2 separate regions of the Homo sapiens genome follow, and region 1 is linked to region 2. Evidence: chromatin contacts called from ENCODE Hi-C data. All regions are on one chromosome and are shown on one strand. Each heading gives the region's core, a stretch centred on a gene start or an enhancer-like site at or near the end of the contact. The rest is flanking DNA. Distances are from core to core; before and after follow the strand shown.

Region 1 (6,129 bases), core at 1,988-4,487, 1.4 Mb after region 2:
ACTCTGTTTCCAAAAAAAAAAAAAAAAAGAAAGAAATATAAATTATAAATGAGGCAAATAACCTAGATAATAGTTTACAATTAAGCTAAAATAAGTCATTGCTAATCAACATACTTAACTAAAACAGGTTTTTGTTTTGTTTTTGAGACTGAGTCTCGCTCAGCCACCCAGGCTAGAGTGCAGTGGCGTGATCTCGACTCACTGCAACCATGGTCTCCCGGGTTCAAATGAGTCTCCCGTCTCCCCCATAACTAGGATTACAGGCACCCGCCATCATGCCTGGCTAATTTTTGTATTTTAGTAGAGACGGGGTTTCCCCTTGGCCAAGCTGGTCTTGAACTGACCTCAGGTGATCCGCCCGCCTCAGCCTCCCAAAGTGCTAGGATTATAGGCATGAGCCACCCCACCCAGCCAAACCTTGTGTATTTTATTAAAGTCTCATAAAATGTAGCTGTCAAATTGGTACAGCCTTTTCAAAGGATTATTTGGGCAATATCTTTTTAATGGACTATCGGGCAATCTTTTTTTTTTTTTTTTTTTTTGAGATGGAGTTTAGCTCTTGTTGCCCAGGCTGGAGCGCGATGGCATGGTCTTGGCTCACTGCAACCTCCGCCTCCTGGGTTCCAGTGATTCTCCTGCCTCAGCCTCCCAAGTAGCTGGGATTACAGGCGCCCACCACCATGCCCGGCTAACTTTTTTTTGTATTTTTAGTAGAAACCGGATTTCACCATGTTGGCCAGGCTGGTCTCGAACTCCTGACCTCAGGTGATCCACCCACTCTGGCCTCCCAAAGTCCTGGGATTATAGCTGTTTCCTAATCCAGGACAAAATTATGCTGGCGGGTAAGAATAAAGGTCTAACTCCTAACTTGACTCCAAGTAATTAGAGGAAAGGACAGCTTACAGTAGCCATAGGTTTCCATGGAGTACACACTATCTACCTGTACACCATAGACGTAAATGCTAATTACAGCAACAAAAAGGGCCACCCTTATCCTGAGAATGGACTCCTGAAGTTTACAGTCTTAAAGTCTAAAGATTATTGGCCAGGCGCGATGGATCACGCCTGTAATCCCAGCACTTTGGGGGGCTGAGGCAGGTGGATCACAAGGTCAGGAGTTCAAGACCAGCCTGGTCAAGATGGTGAAACCCCATCTCTACTAAAAATACAAAAAAATTAGCCGGGCGTGGTGGTGGGCGCCTGTAATTCCAGCCACTCGGGAGGCTGAGGCAGAGAACTGCTTGAACCTGGGAGGCAGAGGTTGCAGTGAGCCAAGATCACACCACTGCACTCCAGCCTGGGTGACAGAGCAAGACTCGTCTGGAAAAAAAAAAAAAAAGATTACCTTGCAATCAACTCTTTGGTGCATTTCTTACAAAATACAACAACAAAACAGGCTGGGCATGGTCACTCATGCCTATAATCCCAGCACTTTAGGAGGCCAAGGTGGGAGGATCACTTGAGCCCAGGAGTTCGAGACCAGCCTAGGCAACATTGTGAAACCTCCATGTCACAAAAAAGTTTAAAAGGTTAGTGTAGTTGGCCGGGTACTGTGGCTCACACCTGTAATCCCAACACTTTGGGAGGCTGAGGCAGGCGGATCACGAGGTCAGGAGATCGAGACCAACCTGGCTAACATGGTGAAACCCCCATCCCTACTAAAAAATACAAAAAATTAGCCGGGCGTGGTGGGGGGCGCCTGTAGTCCCAGCTACAGGGAGGCTGAGGCAGGAGAATGGCGTGAACCTGGGAGGTGGAGCTTGCAGTGAGCTGAGATCGCACCACCGCACTCCAGCCTGGGCGACAGAGGGAGACTCTGTCTCAAAAAAAAAAAAAAAGAAAGAAAAAAGGATAGCGTAGTTGTCACACTCATTGTCCCAGCTACTCAGGAGGCTGAGGTGGAAGGACTGCTTGAGCCTGGGAGATGGAAGCTGCAGTGAGCTATGATTACCACTGCCACTGCACTCCAGAGTGGGCAACAAAGCAAGACCTTGTCTCAAAAAACAAAAAACAAACAAACAGAAAACAGCAGTTTGAGATACCAAGTAATACAGTAATAATTAACATATTAAGAAGAAAATTTTCACTAAAAGATTGCCAACAAGACTTCTTAGAAGCACATCATGACGTAGAATGGTTGATATAAGTGTTTATTACCAGGCGTGGTAGCTCACGCCTGTAATCCCAGCACTTTGGGAGGCTGAGACCATTCTGGCTAACATGGTGAAACCCCATCTCTACTAAAAATACAAAAAATTACCCGGGCGTGGTAGCGGGCATCTGTAGTCCCAGCTACTCGGGAGGCTGAGGCAGGAGAATGGCGTGAACCTGGGAGGCGGAGCTTGCAGTGAGCCGAGATCACGCCACTGCACTCCAGCCTGGGGGAGAGAGCGAGACTCCGTCTCAAAAAAAAAAAAAAAAAAAAGAGAGCGTTTATTAAGCATACATCCCCAGATAAACTGATTTTTTTTCTGGTAGCAATAGGGAGAAATCACTTCGCAAAAATGTAAGTATTTAAAAAAAAAAAAAAAAAGATTGGCCGGGCACGGTGGCTCATACTTGTAATCCCAGCACTCTGGGAGGCCGAGGAGGGTAGATCATCTGAGGTCAGGAGTTCGAGACCAGCCTGACCAACATGAAGAAACCCCGTCGCTACTAAAAATACAAAATTAGCCAGGCGTGGTGGCTCATGCCTGTAATTCCAGCTACTCGGGAGGCTAAGGCAGGAGAATGGCTTGAACCCAGAAGGCGGAGGTTGCGGTGAGCCGAGATGGCGCCACTGCACTCCAGCCTGGGCAACAAGAGTGAAACGCTGTCTCAAAAAAAAAAAAAAAAAAAAGATTAGTGGGCGCATCCCTGGGAGAGTAAGCAAGTTATGTATTCGGCTTTTGTGGGCAATCAATCATTCTGGTAACACAAACATAAGGCAAAGTAGACCCAGATTTCTATATATTTTCCTCTAAAGTACTTTTAAGTTACAATTTCAGACTTAAAGAGAAAGGTTCCAAGCTCAGTCTTGTCCTTTTTTAAAGCTGCAAGTATTATAATTTAAAACTCTGAAATGTATTCACTTAAACACGTTCCTGTCACTATTAACAACAACGCTCCATTATCCACTTTTGGTACTGTCTCCAGATGATTTTTAATCCCTGCCTGACTTCTCCCTACCAACAAGTACTTGGATACCATCTTTACCCCGCCTGCCCCCACTACTTGGTTGTGCCTAGGGAATTATAATTACAGCAATCCCGCCTTTAGAACATCCTCAGAGCACAAAGCTTCTTTGTATAATGGTGGAGGGAGGGTGCCCTCCAGGCTCCACAGAAAAGAGTGGGTGGTAGCAACAGAGGAAGAGGAACTGGAGCCACTATGGTGGCCCTCAGTTCTAGTTCAATATCGTTTGTGGGAATTTACTTGTAATGACCAGCCAGGGTTCTGTTGAGCTTCTGCATCTCCTCCCATGTGGGGGTGGAGAGAAGCAGGGCTTATCTTGGCAGATGGGCACAATCACCATGCCCAGAAGACCAGGGAGCAGAAGGAAGCAAGAAATTTGGGAGAAAAGCAAGCAATAACTGTCTTGAATTGCACCCCTCTATGCGATTCTCAAGACCTTAAGTGAGGAAGTTTTGACAACAAAAGCTATCATCCTAATTAACCAGTGGTTGGTATTGGCATTACTGGCACTCAGTAGATGCTCAAAGATGTATTGAGGTGGCAATAAAAATCTACATAGGAAGACAAATCTATAAAAAAAAAAGTTTTAATAAGATAGCACAAAAGCCAAATGAAAAATACTTTTTATTAATTATGAGTCCCAGCCGGGCATAGTGGCTCATTCCTGTAGTAATCCTAGCACTTAGGGAAGTCAAGGCAGGAGGATTACTTGAGCTCAGGAGTTCAAGACCACCATGGGCAACATAGCAAGACCCTGTCTCTTTAAGTATGAGTTCCAACTTTTCTCTATCTGTAAATGTGAATTTTTATTTTTTTATTTTTTTGAGATGGAGTCTCACTCTGTCGCCCAGGCTGGAGTGCAGTGGCGTGATTTCGGCTTACTGCAAGCTACACCTCCCAGGTTCAAGTGATTCTCCTGTCTCAGCCTCCCGAGTAGCTGGGCCTACAGGTTCACACCACCACACCCAGCTAAGTTTTGTATTTTTAGTAGAGACAGAGTTTCACCATGTTGCTCAGGCTGGTCTCAAACTCTTGAGCTCAAGTGATCCACCTACCTCAGCCTCCCAAAGTGCTGAGATTACAGACGTGAGCCACTGCGACTGGCCCTGTAAATGTGATTATTAAATGAATACCTGTTTTACTTTCTGCCTACTCTACTTCTGTTTAGTCTGAGAAACTGCTCACTTTTTAGTTCTCTGACAATAAAACAAATTTCAACAGAAGGTCAGCATGCAGCATCTGCAGCCACTAAAATCCAAGGTGCAGAAGCAGAATGGACAGCCAACTTTTCAACTCCAAGAACATCCCAAAAGCACTACAAATTGTCCTACTACCTAACTGCTTGCTATTCTATGTATACAGTTTTTTTCTTTTTCTTTTTTTTTTTTTTTTTTTTTGAGACAGGGTCTCACTCTGTTCCCCAGGCTGGAGGGCAGTGGCACCATCTCAACTCACTGCAATCTCCGCCTCCCAGGCTCAAGCGATTCTCGTGCCTCAGCCTCTCAAGCAGCTGAAATTACAGGCAAGTGCCACCACACCCAGCTAATTTTTGTATTTTTAGTAAAGACAGGGTTTCACCATGTTGCCCAGGCTGGTCTCAAACTCGAGCTCAAGTTATCCACCCGCCTTGGCCTCCCAAAGTGCTGGGATTACAGGGGTGAGCCGCCACGCCCGGCCCCTTCCATGTATATATTTGGTCCTCTTACTACTACTTCCCTACATTTCTCAACAAAGTCAAAGGATCAGTATATACACCAAAACTCACAATATCTCACTCTCTTATTTCTATACATATTTTACCACAAAAGCAGAAAATGCAGTGATAGCTTTTTTTCTTCTCTTTCTTTTTTTTTTTTTTTTGAGACAGAGTCTTGCTCTGTCACCCAGGCTGGAGTGCAATGGTGCAATCTCGGCTCATTGCAACCTCCGCCTCCTGGGTTCAAGCGATTCTCCTGCTTCAGCCTCTCAAGTAGCTGAGATTACACGTGCGTGCCACCACGCCCAGCTAATTTTTGTATTTTTAGTAGAGGCAGGGTTTCACCATGTTGGTCAGGCTGGTCTCAAACTCCTGAGCTCAGGTGATCCACCCGCCTCGACCTCCCAAAGTGCTGGGATTACAGGCATGAGCCACCACACCAGCTAGTGATAGCTTTTGATAGCGTAACTATTGATAAACCCCAATATACTCCCATCATTCTACTCTTCCACCTGTCCAACATCACTGCAGTTAACTGTTCTCAGCAGTCCCAAGAACAGCGCTAATATCCATTTAAGTAGAACAGGAAAAAAACTGAAACCAGTCTGGGTAAGGCCTGCAGGTAAGAATTGTTTATTTCCCTTCTGTGGGCAAAAGACCACTTTTGTTAAACATCTTTAGTTTTTTAACATATAATTTCTTTCAAAAAATTACTCCAAGACAGCAGCATAAGCAAATTGAAACTTCCTATCCCACCACCCTCAATCATGTTTAAAAATAATAATAAAAAAGACAACAGAAACCACTTCAAATGTATCTTTCCCTTGAGCCCCCAGAACAGCATTCATCCACGACAACTGTCCTGAAAAACTCTGCCATTATTTCCAAAAGCAGTAGGAAGTCCGGTCTTGTCCTTGGTTTGTACTCCCCCCTCCTCTCTCTCCAAGAAAAAATGAAACAGCAGGAAGCGTAAACAACCACTTAATGGAAAATACAAATGGGTAAATATTTTCAAAATTAGCTAAAAAGCCTCAGGTCTTCAGGAATGCTAGTGCAGGGGGAAATAGGAAGAGAAAAATAACTGCATTTACCCCTTCAAGTGAGCACTGTAAGAAGACAAGCGCAAATGTGGCACATAGGTACTATACTTTCTCTCCTCCATTTACCAGATACTTTTGTCTTTTTTTTTTTTTTTTTTTTTTGAGACGAAGTTTCGCTCTTGTTGCCCAGGCTGGAGTGCAATGGTGCAATCTCAGCTT
Region 2 (6,769 bases), core at 3,302-5,801:
GCCCTTCCGTCCCGTCCCGTCCCGGTCCCTCCCCTTGGTTCCCCGGTCCTCCCTGCCACGGGCCCCCAACCCAGACAAAGGGTGGCTCAGGCTGAGCCCTGCTCTGCTAGGCTCTTCGCTGTTCAGCTTCGTGTGCAACACTAGCGGGCCCTGGCGCCCGCAGCCCCCCAGCCGCTGCCGCGCCCCTCCCTGCGACGGTCCCTCCCCGGGGCCGCCCCGGCTCCGCGCCGCCGACTCCACTGCCCCTCTGACTCACAGGCCATTTCCTACCAGCTGATGGGGCCGCCCGCCCCGCCCAGTGCCCCACCACCCGCGCCGCGGCGGCCACGGCCGCCACGCCCCCCTCAGGCTACGCCCTCCCTGGAAAGCGACCATGCTCATTGGTCCATAGGAAGCCAGCCTCCCCGCGACCTCAAGTGCGAGGCACGCCCCCTCCAAGAGGCACACGCCTATTGGTCCATAAGGGGGTAGGCTTACCCAAGGTCGCTCCGCCCTTCTCCTTAACCCGACAGCTGCCGGAGTCCAAAGCAACACCCTGCCCTGCCATTTAACCCTTTCAAAGGCGTAGGCCTTCCACATCTTACCCCTCCGCCCTACTCCCCCGCCCTTCCTCCTTCCAGGACGGTTAATAGGAAGCCCGAGGGCTTTAAAGATACGGTTTGACAACCCTCAAAGTCTGCCTGCTGTCTATACCAGACCCCAGACCCCAAATACCTCACTCCCATTTGTCTTTCCCCACCTTCCAAACCAAAGCTTCAGAGCTGGAGAACTAGTGAAGCCCAGGAAGCTTCCTCCATGCCAGAGAAGAAAAAGGCCTGAGGTGGGACCCTATCTCCTTCCATGTTAAGAAGTGGTACTTTTCCCTCTGTTACTCTTAAATTGATGTTCTTTTGCCTTCTTTAGAGGAGCCCCACGGGTTCCTAAGATAGGGATACATTTTAATCTCAGGGACCAGCATTATTCTTTGTGCCTCTGAACTCCCTTTCTGAGATCAGCCTGCCAGCACTCTTTCTACTCACAGGCCCATGTTCAAGGAGACAGAGCATACAGGGAAGTGGGATAGGAGAGCTTCTGCCCAGAATGGGGGAAATGAGCCCAACTCTTGTGATGGAGCTCAACCCCATGACTCACAGCTCCCTCAAAACTATCCACCCTCCCACTGAGTCACTGGGCCCCAGCCCAGTTCAGACCCAGTCAAATCAAATGGCAGCAGAACCGGCATCCCTAACCCTTGTCCTCCTATTCTTTAAATGACCAGGATGGAAACCTTTGCAAGGATTGAGCATTCAAAGACACTTTCTAGAGGGTACTCTAGAGGTAAACTAAGAAAAGCAATAGTCCTGTCTACCCTGCCCTCTGCACTTGTCAGCAAGTCGGATAATTTGGGACTTAGGAGGCTTTTTCTCCCGGTCCTTCACAGAAGCAGGAGGCAAACACCAGAGCCAAAGAGGGAAAGTCCATTCTTCTACAGTTCAGAGGCCACAGAGAGCCCAAGGTCCTTGTTTCTGCCTTGCCTGTGCTGTGGACCCCCCAGGGCCCTGAGGTTATATCACTAGATAGTAAAAAGAGGCTCCTTCCTCTTCCCCCTAGTCCCTCAGTCCTAGACTTGGGAGACACAAGCAAGTAACAGTCCCTCTAAGCTCCCTTCTCCTTACCTCACCCTAGACCACCCTTTTCAAGAGGAAAACTCTGAATAAGAACCCAGTTCCCTTGGGCTGACTTCCTTGCCGGTTCCCTAGTGTAAGGAACAGGGTTAAGGAAATTTTCAATGCCCTTGTCAAAATTACAGTGTATCAATGTAAGAGCCTACTTGCCTTAATAAAAACTTACTAGGAAAACAGAGACGTAGAACACTGTAGGAAAAAAATAATCCCTTAGCAACCCCACCTTATTCTATCTTTCTGCCACTACCATAGGCCAGGCCTTGGTTACCTACAAAGGTCAGAGGACAATAGTTCAGGGTGAAGGATCAAAGATGTTCCAGGCCTCAGTGTACCCTGGGAAAGCAGCAGGGTACAACCAAGAGGACTTACCACCAGGTACGGTGGCTCACGCCTGTAATCCCAGCACTTTGGGAGGCCAAAGTGGGCGGATCACAAGCTCAGGAGTTCGAGACCAGCCTGACTAACATGGTGAAACCCCGTCTCTACTAAAAATACAAAAATTAGCTGAGTGTGGTGGCGCGCACCTGTAATCCCAGCTACTCAGGAGGCTGAGGCAGGAGAATCACTTGAACCCAGGAGGCGGAGGTTGTAGTGAGCCAAGATCGCACCACTGCACTCCAGCCTGGGTGACAGAGTGAGTGAGACTCCGTCTCAAAAATAAATAAATAAATAAATAAATAAATAAATAAATAAATAAATAAAGAGGCCTTACCTTCCTGCCCTAAATTTATCCTGCTTTATTTTTTTTTATATAGCGGTTATCACTACTTGACTTCTCCCTCCCCCTCCACAATTTCTTTCTCCCCTTAATAGAATGGAAGCTCCATGAGAGCAGCAACTTTGTTTCGTTCATGCTCATATTCCCAGAGCCAACATTAGTCCCTGGCAATGTTCAATAAACATTGACTGAAGAAAACAACAGGCCCTGGGCTGAGTGAACAGCAATCCGGCGATCTGGATCCTATCTTCTGCCCTTTCACTGTGACATCTGGGGAATCACAGTCTCTTTAGCCATAAATTTCCAAACCTGTAAAATGAGGTGTTTGTATAAACAATGACTGCTGAGGGCCTCTGCAGCTCTACAATTCTAATGACTGTTGTTCACTCATCTCCATATCAGAGGATAGCTCCAGGCATTCGAATGCTCTGCTGCCTGTACCAAAGCAGAAAGGCTATATCCTCCAGTCTCAGCACAGCAAACTGATGCCCTTTCTCTTCATGCCCCACCCACTCACACAAACCGCCCCAGTCCTGAGGAAGCTGGAGAGTCTGCCCTAGGCCCGCCCTCTCTGAGAGACTGTCTGGGAAGCAGTGTTGCCATAGCAATCAGCTCCTCCTCAAAAGGCTTCAGCCTGCCCTTTTTTACCCCACCCTACCCCAGGGCTTTGTCTGTCCTCAGCAGACCCACCCCCCTCCCCAGCCAGTCTCTCAGCTCCTGGGTGGTTGTGTGAGGAGGCTGGCTTGGGGCCCCTTTTAGCAACACTGTCACACTCATTTAGCCACTGTGTGGAACTCAAGCCTTTCCCACCCTCTCCCAGCCAGCCCAGGGGCAAAAAGAACTCTAGCACTCCATCAAATCCCCTCAGGGAAGCAGAGGAGCCCTCAAGAGAACTAGGTCCTAGCCTGTTCTGATAGTGCTTCCAAGCCTGGAGTGTGGGGAGCCACTCCCTCTTCCTCCCCTAGCTGTGGCTGGAACCTCACAACCCTTACTGGGTTCAGCTTACAGTCGTGGCCCACCTCTCAAAACAGACAGAAGACCCTCAATACTCCTCACCACTTCCCCCCTCCCACAGAAGCCCTAGCGTTCCCTACCCAGAAGGATAAGGGTGGGGAAAATCTGTTTGTGGCAAGTGGTTAAATGTGGCTACCAGTCACTTGGGGATCTATGCGAGAGACCTGGGTGGTAGTGGTGGGGGTGGGGTCTGAGCCCTGCCGCTGGTTACCAGGGTCTCTGGTCATTGATAACAAAGTACCGGGCAGGGCACAGCTCCTAGATGGGCAAGGGCCAGGCCAGGCCCTGGGGCAAGGAAGGAAGTGGGAAATGAGCACACCCAGAGCATAAGGGCAGGGCGGGGGAGGGGGGAGACAGAGACCAAGGCCGGCTCTGGGAGGAACAGGAACTAGGATGGGGGGTTGACAGGAACCCAGCGGGGGAAGGGTCCCCCGGGACCTCAGCTTAGGGAAGAAACCCCAGTCTCAGCTGGACAGATCCAAAATAGACTGAGGAGACATTCACACAAGCCCTAGTGACAAGCAGGGTCTGACTCCTCTCTGAGTGCCCAGGCCAGAAGGCGGAGTTAAAAGCTGAGCAGACAGGAGTGCAATAGATTGGCCTCTTCACCCCACTAACCCCAACACCCTTGCTCTTAGAACCCAGAACACAAGTGTCTTCCTGTAGTTACTACAATGCCCTAAACTGTTACTTTGTCAAAGTACTGGGGGTTCTGTTCTCCTGCCTCAAGTTGGGCCTACAACCCCTTCCCCTAGATAGTGCCCGCAGACCCTCCGACACCGCTACACTCCTTCTCCATTAAACAGCCCCCCTTCCTTCAAAGCACCTCCATGTCCCCTGCCCCTCATGTACCTCCTCCAACCCCCCACATCAGACAGAGACAGCCCCCTCACAATGTACCTCGCAACCCCCCCACAACAAAGCGCTCCCGCCCTTCCCCCATAGAGGCCTCTGGAGAATGCACCTTGTTGCCCACACATTGAGTCCCCAACTGCTCCCGCGACTTCGTATCTTCCCTCAACACACAGCAGTCTCCAGATCGTCTGCAAAGCGCACCCCCATCCGCGTCCCTTCTTCCACGCTCACCCTGCCCCACACCTGTAGTTCCGTGGGTCCCGTTGCACTTGGGGACGTGGTAGTGGTTGGGGCAGTTACTGAGCAGCCCTAGCTGTAGCCTCCGCCTGCAAACCTCGCCCCTTCAGTCTGAGCCCCGCCCCCGCAACGCCCGGGCCCACCCTCTCCCTTGTCCCACCTTCCACCTTCTGTGGACTTGTCCCTTTCCTCGTTTAATTTCTCGAGCTCCTCCCCTGTAGCCCGGGCCCCGCCCCCTTCTGACCTCGCACCTCCTTCGCGTTTTCTTTGCATTTCCCCAGGATCCTCAGCTTTTCCCAGGCCCCACCCCCGATCCCCGCCTCCTCTCGGTCTCTCCGCCTTTCACCAGGACCCGCCCCCTCGGATTCCAGCCTGGCAGAAGTCGCGCCAAGACCCTTCCACCACGATCCCCCTCCCATCTCAGAGCCCCTCCTCCTTCCGCCCCTTCTCCCTCACGCCTCACCCGGGCGGTCGCACTCCAACCAGGATCCGCTGGCTCTGATTGGCGGTGGCGGCCCCAAAGGAGGAAGGAGGAGACAAAGTGATGGTCGCAGGTCGCCTGAGGTCCCACCCCGGCCACGTGCGGCTTCTGTGATGACAAGTCTAGAGGGGCGGGGCCTCGGCCGGCAGGCTGCTAGCCTGAGCGGAGCGGATCAGGGCAGAGGTGGGGAGATGGAGCCAGGGCCAAAGCCACCAGCCTGAGGGCTCTGAGCCGGGTTGGGGCTATCTCGCTGCTTTCGCACCGGTGTGAGCTGCCGCCGGAACTCTAACCTCTTTGTAGGGATGTCTGGGTGGGCGCGTGCATTTGCACTAATAGGGGAGGTCCGTAGGGATTGCAAGGTAGTGCAAGGAATCTCAGGGGTCTGTGAAAATGAGGGAATCTGGGCGGTGGGGTTCAGGTCTGCGAGGTTGAGCAGTTTCTGAAGCCTACGCTGTGCAGGCGGGTGTGGGTTCTGGGATGGGATGGACAGTAGGAGTCAGATCAGTACCTACTGAGGCAGGTCAGCGAGATCTGTGAATTTTACGAGATGAGTGTTGATATGGAGTTAGGAGGGCCTGCAATTGCTGGAGAAAAGTGAGGCCTTTCCCTTGTACAGGTGTCTAATGAACTGCATGACAGTTACATATGTTCTGCAGTTTAAGCGGCGCCCTCTCCAACCTCTCCCCAGGAGATACAATAAGGGAGGGCGACGCTTCCCAGACACCGGTAGATGGCAGCACAGGACACTTGCAGAACTGAGACAGCCCAGCTCAGCGCCGATCTGTGGCCTCTCCGAGGAGCGGACCGTTTGGGTCTGGATTTGATCAAGTTCTACAAAAGTCACATTCTTTTTTATTTTTTTTTGAGACGGCGTCTCGCTCTTTCGCCCAAACTGGAGTGCAGTGGTGCGATCTCGGCTCACTGCAACCTCCGCCTACTGGGTTCAAGCAATTCTCCTGCCTCAGCCTTCAGAGTAGCTGGGATTACAAGCGCGCGCCACCAGGCCGGGCTAATTTTCGTATTTTTGGTAGAGACAGGTTTCACCATGTTGGCCAGGCTGGTCTCAAATTCCTGACCTCAAGCGATCCGCCCGCCTCGGCTGCCCAAAGTGTTGGGATTACTGGCGTGAGCCACAGCACCCGGCCAAATCTCAGATTCTTTAGGCTCTGTGACTTTGTCAGTAGTTAACTTAAACTGGTTTACTCAACGTCAGTGGTGTGGAAGCGCAAAAAAAAGAAAGAAAAAAGTATTTTCTCTGGCCATAAGGAACTTATTATTTAGACAGTGATACAAATGCCTACATAATCCCAGAAGGGTAAACTAAGAAAGGTTTTGGGTAGTGGGAAAACCACAGAGTTTGAAGTCATCTAAACTTCTTCAACTTCAACTTCAAACTTCAACTTATGGGTTCAACTTATGAGTTTGTCTCATACCTTTGAGTATTTACTAGCTGTATAGATTTAGGTAAATTATTTGACTTTAAAAAATTAATTTTAGAACAATTTTAGATTTACAGAAAACTTGTAAAAATAGTGCAGAGAGTTTTCATATATACCCTACACCTAGTTTCTCCTATTATTAACATCTTTCCTTATATGGTTCATTTATTACAATTAATAAGCCAATATTGATACATTAACAATAACTAAAACCCACACTTTATTCTGATTTTCTTTTTGTTTTTTTGAGACGGAGTTGTCGCTCTTTCACCCAGGCTGGAGTGCAGTGGCAAGATCTCGGCTCACTGTAACCTCCACCTTCTGGTTTCAAGAGATTCTCCTGCCTCAGCCTCCCGAGTAG

Evidence for each region. A loop is a pair of places that touch in the nucleus more often than their neighbours do. Pooled maps may share reads with other maps.
Region 1: a map with no recorded cell type shows a loop between it and region 2 (6-fold over the local background). The contact joins the enhancer-like site here to the promoter of ATOSB in region 2. A Hi-C loop is called at or near these places in 2 of 37 single-sample maps with no recorded cell type and 8 of 50 pooled maps.

Annotation. Positions count from the first base shown.
Region 1 is chr9:36,475,999-36,482,127 of GRCh38, forward strand. It overlaps a transcript of RNF38 not described here. Among named protein-coding and RNA genes, the nearest start is that of RNF38, 79 kb to the left of the region's middle. Within about 2 kb of position 3,238, at least 2 of the 41 ENCODE cell types and tissues checked have a DNase peak (open chromatin) inside an H3K27ac peak, as active enhancers do.
Region 2 is chr9:35,111,311-35,118,079 of GRCh38, forward strand. It overlaps ATOSB (atos homolog B), which reads right to left and starts at 4,552. Exons shown (of 9, transcript NM_025182.4): 1 at 4,495-4,552. RefSeq lists silencers at 43-252, 313-582, 4,697-4,756 and an enhancer at 2,534-3,363.